Regions from separate parts of the Homo sapiens genome. Here region 1 is linked to region 2. Evidence: read pairs that join two places in POLR2A ChIA-PET (ENCODE). Cell type or tissue: MCF 10A. All regions are shown on one strand. Each heading gives the region's core, and the rest is flanking DNA. Links, peaks and the distances in the headings are about the cores only.

The links. Peaks named below come from ENCODE experiments on the same cell type or tissue, not always from the same donor. Only the 100,000 strongest peaks of a DNase experiment are listed, where the experiment ranks them.
Region 1: POLR2A ChIA-PET joins it to region 2 with 10 read pairs; 11 of 35 experiments call an interaction of 5 or more read pairs at or near these places.

What each region holds. Positions count from the first base shown.
Region 1 is chr12:120,058,859-120,061,761 of GRCh38, forward strand. BICDL1 (BICD family like cargo adaptor 1) reads left to right here. Exons shown (of 10, transcript NM_001367886.1): 3 at 2,852-2,903. Among named protein-coding and RNA genes, the nearest start is that of RAB35, 56 kb to the right of the region's middle. In MCF 10A, for the core only: no CTCF peak of the experiment used is centred there; a DNase peak (open chromatin) is centred at 1,533.
Region 2 is chr12:119,987,285-119,990,187 of GRCh38, forward strand. BICDL1 (BICD family like cargo adaptor 1) reads left to right here and starts at 1,952. Exons shown (of 10, transcript NM_001367886.1): 1 at 1,952-2,903. The coding sequence starts at 2,585. RefSeq lists silencers at 1,500-1,559, 1,580-2,219, 2,500-2,589, 2,640-2,709, 2,720-2,903 and enhancers at 1,623-2,596, 2,597-2,903. In MCF 10A, for the core only: a CTCF peak has its summit at 1,385; DNase peaks (open chromatin) are centred at 1,717 and 2,637.

The DNA of each region.
Region 1 (2,903 bases), core at 174-2,673, 71 kb after region 2:
GGGATTAGAGGCGTGAGCCACTGCAGCTGGCCTTAGAAGAAATTTTAAGAGTCTCAAATGAAATGCCTAGCATTGAAAAAAAAGAAGAAAAGCCTTGCTAAATTGGACTCGTGTAAAGTTTGGTTTTAGTAGTGAGCAATAGAAATATGAAAAATTATTTCAAAATACAAGAAGATAGTATTACAGTACTAATTTGAGGTTAAGACAGCCAAAGTTGGTTTTTTTTTTATTAATTTTTTTTAATTTTTTCTTTTTGAGACGTAGTCTTGCTCTGTTGCCCAGGCTGGAGTGCAGTGGCATGATCTTGGCTCACTGCAACTTCTGCCTCCCAGGTTCAAGCGATTCTTCTGCCTCAACCTCCCAATAGCTGGTACTATAGGCACGCACCACCATGCCCGGTTAATTTGTTTGTTTGTTTGTTTGTTTTTTGAGACTGAGTCTCGCTCTGTAGCCTGGGCTGGAGTGCAGTGGCTCAATCTCAACTCACTGCAACCTCCACCTCCCGTGTCCCAGTTCAAGCAATTCTCCTGCCTCAGCCTCCCGAGTAGCTGGGATTACAGGTGCATGCCACCATGCCCAGCTAATTTTTGTATTTTTAGTAGACACGGGGTTTCACCATGTTGGCCAAGCTGGTCTTGAACTCCTGACCTTGTGATCCGCCCACCTCGGCCTCTCAAAGTGTTGGGATTACAGGTGTGAGCCACCATGCCCGGCCTAATTTTTGTATTTTTAGTAGAGATAGGGTTTCGCCATGTTGGCCAGGCTGGTCTCAAACTCCTGACCTCAGGTGATCCAGCCACCTCAGGCTCCCAAAATGCTGGGAGTACAGACGTGAGTTACCCTGCCCAGCCTATTTATTTATTTTTGAGACAGGCTTTCACACTCTGTTGCCAAGGCTGTAGTGCAGTGGCAGCACGATCATGGCTCACTGTAGCCTCGACCTCCCCAGGCTCAGGTGATCCTCCCACCTCAGCCTCCCAAGTAGCTGGGACTGCAGGCACATACCACCATGCCTAGCTAATTTTTGTATTTTTTCTAGAGACTGGGTTTCACCATGTTGGCCAGGCTGGTCTCAAGCTCCTGGGCTTAAGCAGTCCACCCACCTCAGCCTCCCAAAGTGCTGGGATTACAGGCATGAGCCAGCGTACCCAACCCAGCCCAAAGTTTTTACCATCCTGATTCTGTCACTGAGATGCTGGGCAAGTTCCTTCAGTTTCCTGAGCCGATTTCCTTGTTAATTGGGGGTAACAATCAAGATAATGCATTGGAAAGCAATTAGCACAGTTCTTGACACATAGTATGTACTCAGTAAATATTACTAATGTGATTCTTAGGCAAAAGTGAATGACTAATGTGTTTTTAAGTGATTGAGAAGTCTAAAACAGCCTAGTGGGTATCTGAAATTAAATTTAGAATACGAAGGAGAAATAATATAGGGAAAATATTCCCAGGAATGTTTATTGCCAGAATTGTTCACAGGTTTCAGGGTGTGTAGGGTGGGGTGAGGGAGTTGGCAGCCTAATGCTGATTCCTTGCATCATAAAGCCAAGCTATGAAATTGTTCATTTCCAATAAGTTACTTCATGTAGCTCTGAACTTCTAAGTTTTTTAAGGAGTCAGTTGTATATCAGAATCTTACTAGCTCATTACTTCACTGACTGAAACTTGGGAAACAAAGATGATTCATAGGAAGGAAAATTTAAAGGTTAGAGGGTATTTAAATGAAAATCAACTAGAGTATGGTTTGATTTTATTTTGTTTTGTGTTTTGTAATTGTTTTTAAAATAGCACTGTAGGTTGAGAATCTTCTGTGGCTCTGTAGTCCAGTGAGGTAACATTTGTTGAATATGTGGAACCAAAAATAAAAAAGATGGACAATTGATTATATAGTACTTGAAGATAAAAAGAACTACTGAACATGTAACCATTACTGTGAGAGCCTCATTGAACAGCTAGCCTACCACTTCAACATTATCACCATCCCACCTCCTCGGAAAGCCTTTCCTGGCCGTTCCAGCACACGGTGATCTCTCCCGAGAGAACCCATAAAGCTTACTGACCCCATTTGGCCTCAAAAAAGCATTGAGGCAGTTACTTAATTTGTCCCGTGGCTCTCCTCTCCACAGGACAGTGGGCAGGGCTCCCTCAGTAGGGTCTGGGCTGGGACCCTCAGGAGGAGGGCTGGAGTTTGTGTTACCAGGTGAGCCTCCTGCAACACCAGATGGTATTTGGTGTTTGCTGTATTTTAGCATTAGATCATAAATGGATTGAGGTGGGAAACAGGCACCTCTGCTGGCACTCCCCAAAGAATTAAAAGTTGCAAAAATGTCCTTGAGGAATGAGTGGCAAAAAATCTTAACAGGTATGACAAGAAATTTCAAATAGTGTCCATGTTAAGTAGAGGAGAGAAATGCAGATGCACGTGATTTGACTGAGCCCACTTGAGGAAATTGATGGGAGAAGTAAAGGAATTTCTAAGGCAGTAGGTATAACCATCTTATTCTTTTATGTAAAATATTCAGACTTTCAATTTATTAGATATTTGCTGAGTTTCTGCTATATGTAGAGTAATAATGATAACTAACATTTGAGAGCATACTATTTCCTAGGGCTGTTTCCTTTGATCAGTAGAGTGGTCTTGCACCTATTCAGGGTCATTAATGGTAGAGGTGGGGGTGGGAGTTTGTCCTGTTTTGGACTAGAGAACAAATGGATGGGAAACCAGCATCTCATCTAGTGCTCCTTAAAGAATAGAAAGTGCAAAGAGATGCTTGATAAATGAAAGCAGAAACCTTAACAGAGTTCCTTTGCATAACCTCCGAATCAGCTCTGCAGGTCTCCTCTGTTTCAGGCATCAGAAGTTGAGAGACAACTCTCCATGCAGGTCCACGCCCTCAGAGAAG
Region 2 (2,903 bases), core at 289-2,788:
AAACCATTATTTCTAACACTTATTATTCATTCTTTAACAAGAAGGGAAGCTTTGAAGAGGAAACTTTACTTTCTACATTGTCCAAGCTGGTCTTGAACTCCTGGGCTCAAGCAATCCTCCTGCCTCAGCCTCCCGAAGTGCTGAGATTATAGGCAGGAGCCACAGAGCCTGGCCCTGTTTGTTCTTGATGTGTCTCCAGACATATTAGGGAGAAATTTGTCCTTCTGTGATTCAAATAAGACAAAAGGAAGTGGCAATTGGATCTCACCTCTGGCCCACAATTCCAGCTCAAGGTGGGAGGTCATAATAAAAAGTGTTAGAACATTTCCTTGCTGGAATGGTAACATGGTCAACTGCAGAAATTTAGCTCTAAGATTGATGTGGGAATCCCTCAACTGTCTGTCTCCTTTCCAGTCAACAAGTGAACAATGCCAGCCCTGAGGCCCAGGAGCTTTTCAGATTCTGGCCTTCAGTCTAAGGGTAACGATGTTAAAACTTGAATATTGTTTAGGCTCTGAATTTAATAAGCGATAAAAACCATGAGAAACTATTTGACCCATTTCAGCCTCTTGATGTTCTGAAATTTCCATCTCACTGGGATGAAAAGAAGAAAGGCATGATCCAAGTAAAAAATGGGTTGTCTGTCCAAGAGGAAAAGGAAGCATAGGGACGAATTCTAGCTTTAGATGGGATTGTTTCTGGAAATAGGAGACACGTAGCACCACCAACGAGGTCAACACCAAGGAATGACTGCAAGTCACCCAGTAGGCTCTCCAAACCTTCCTTTAATCATTGAGGAAATGTTCCTTCCATATCCACCCAATCCATCTTGGTCACAAAGGACCATTTATCTTCCTCAAGACTGCTTCTATGTGAAGAAAATAAAGAATAATGATTCACGTGATCCCTGGCGTCGGCCTGGCTAGATCTCAATCCTGACTCTACCAGTTGTAATGACCTGGGCAGACGATGCCATCTCTCAGGCTTTAATTTCCTTCTCTGTTAAAATGACAAGCGGCAGTACTGATTTTATAAAGTTCTTGTGAGGATTATCTAAAATAATGACTATCAAGCACTTAATACAGGACATGGCACACACTGAGTGCCGAATAAACGGTAGTTATTATTAGGGAGGTTCTTTGCTTCGTATTCCCATCTGTGAGCAGTTTTTTCCGTTATTTCTCCGCAGAAACCCTTTCTCTCCGGGCTGCTGATCTGCGAAGCATCTGGTCCTTCATATCCCTGAGTCATCAGCATGAAGATGCCTGGTTTCCGAAGTCCTCCCTCCTCCTACTGCTCTCTAGGGCTCCCTCTCCTGACTGCTTAGTTCTCCTGGGGGCCCAGACCTAAATTTCGTGAGGGTATGTCTTTCTCGGGGCCGGGTCACCAGTCTTGGAGGAATGTCCTCAGTCCCCTTTGCCCCAGACACCACCAGAGATGCGGCAACAGAACTCTGAGGCGCGCCCCGGCTTCCAAGTAGCTGGGGGCGGGGCCGCGCCTGGAGGTGAGCAGCAGGCGGTGGGCGGGGCCGCGCTCCGTCCGAGGTGAGAGCGAGGCCGGGTGCGAGGCCACACCCCGAGGTACGAGAGCTGAGGGCGTGGCCACACCCCAGCTCTGAGCGAGGCTGAGGGCGGAACCGCACCCCGAAGTGGGTGCAAGGCTGGGGGCGTGGCCGCGCGGTGAGGCAGCCAGGACCGTGAGGGATGCGCCAGCCGCCTCCGCAGGCGGCGCGCGCAGCCGCCCGCAGGGCGTGAGGCAGAGCAGGGGTTAAGGCCGCCGGCGCCACCTGGGCGTCGCTGAGGAGACCCGCGAGCCGGCGAATCCCGCGCGGGCGGGGCGAACAGGTGCCCGCGCGCGTCAGGCGCCGGCAAGGGGCGGGGCGAGGGGACGCGGCCGGAAGCCCGGGGCGGGGCGCTGCCGGCCCGGTGAGCCGGGAGGAGCCGGGGAAGGCAGGAAGGAGCTCGCCGGGTTGCGCGGCGCGCGATGTGGAGCCGCCGCCTCGGCCCCTGCAGCAGCAGCAGCCGCCGTCGCCGCCGCTGCTGCTGGGGCTGCCGCGGAGCCGGGGGTCATGGAGTGCGGCTGCAGAGAGCGGCCGCCGGCAACAGCAGCAGCAGCAGGAAGCGTCGCGGCGACAGCGGAGCGCAGCCCGCCCCGTGAGGCGCTGCCCGGCCGGCGGCGGCAGCAGCAGCAGCAGCGGCAGCGGCAACAGGGCGGCTGAGAACCCGGCGGCGGCGTTCCTCCTCGCTTCCTCCCCTCCCGCTTCGCCGACCCTCAGTCTCTGTTCCTGAGTCCTCCCTTCCCCAGCCTTCCCGTTCCCACCACCTACTCCGCCACTACCCCCACCCCCTCCTCCCGCGCGCGCCTGAGCAGCTGAGCCCGGGGGCGGGGGAGGGGGCGCGTGCCGCCGGCGCGGGGGAGGGGCGGGCCGGCGCGCGCCGCGCCCAGGGCTCGCGGGGACCCGGGGGCGCGTGCCGCGGCGCGAGGCGAGGCGCGGGACGCGGGGCGGCGCGGCAGGGCCCCTCCCCCCTGCAGCCTGGCGCGCGCGGGCCGGGCCGCACCGCTGCGGGCTCCGCGCGCGCGGGCCATGTCCGCTTTCTGCCTGGGCTTGGTCGGCCGCGCTTCAGCACCCGCCGAGCCGGACAGCGCCTGCTGCATGGAGCTGCCCGCCGCGGCCGGGGACGCAGTCCGGAGTCCCGCCGCCGCCGCCGCCCTCATCTTCCCCGGGGGCTCCGGGGAGCTAGAACTGGCGTTAGAGGAGGAGCTGGCGCTGCTGGCGGCCGGGGAGCGGCCGTCCGACCCCGGGGAACACCCTCAGGCCGAGCCTGGGTCTCTGGCCGAGGGGGCCGGACCGCAGCCGCCGCCCTCCCAGGACCCCGAGCTGCTGTCGGTGATCCGACAGAAGG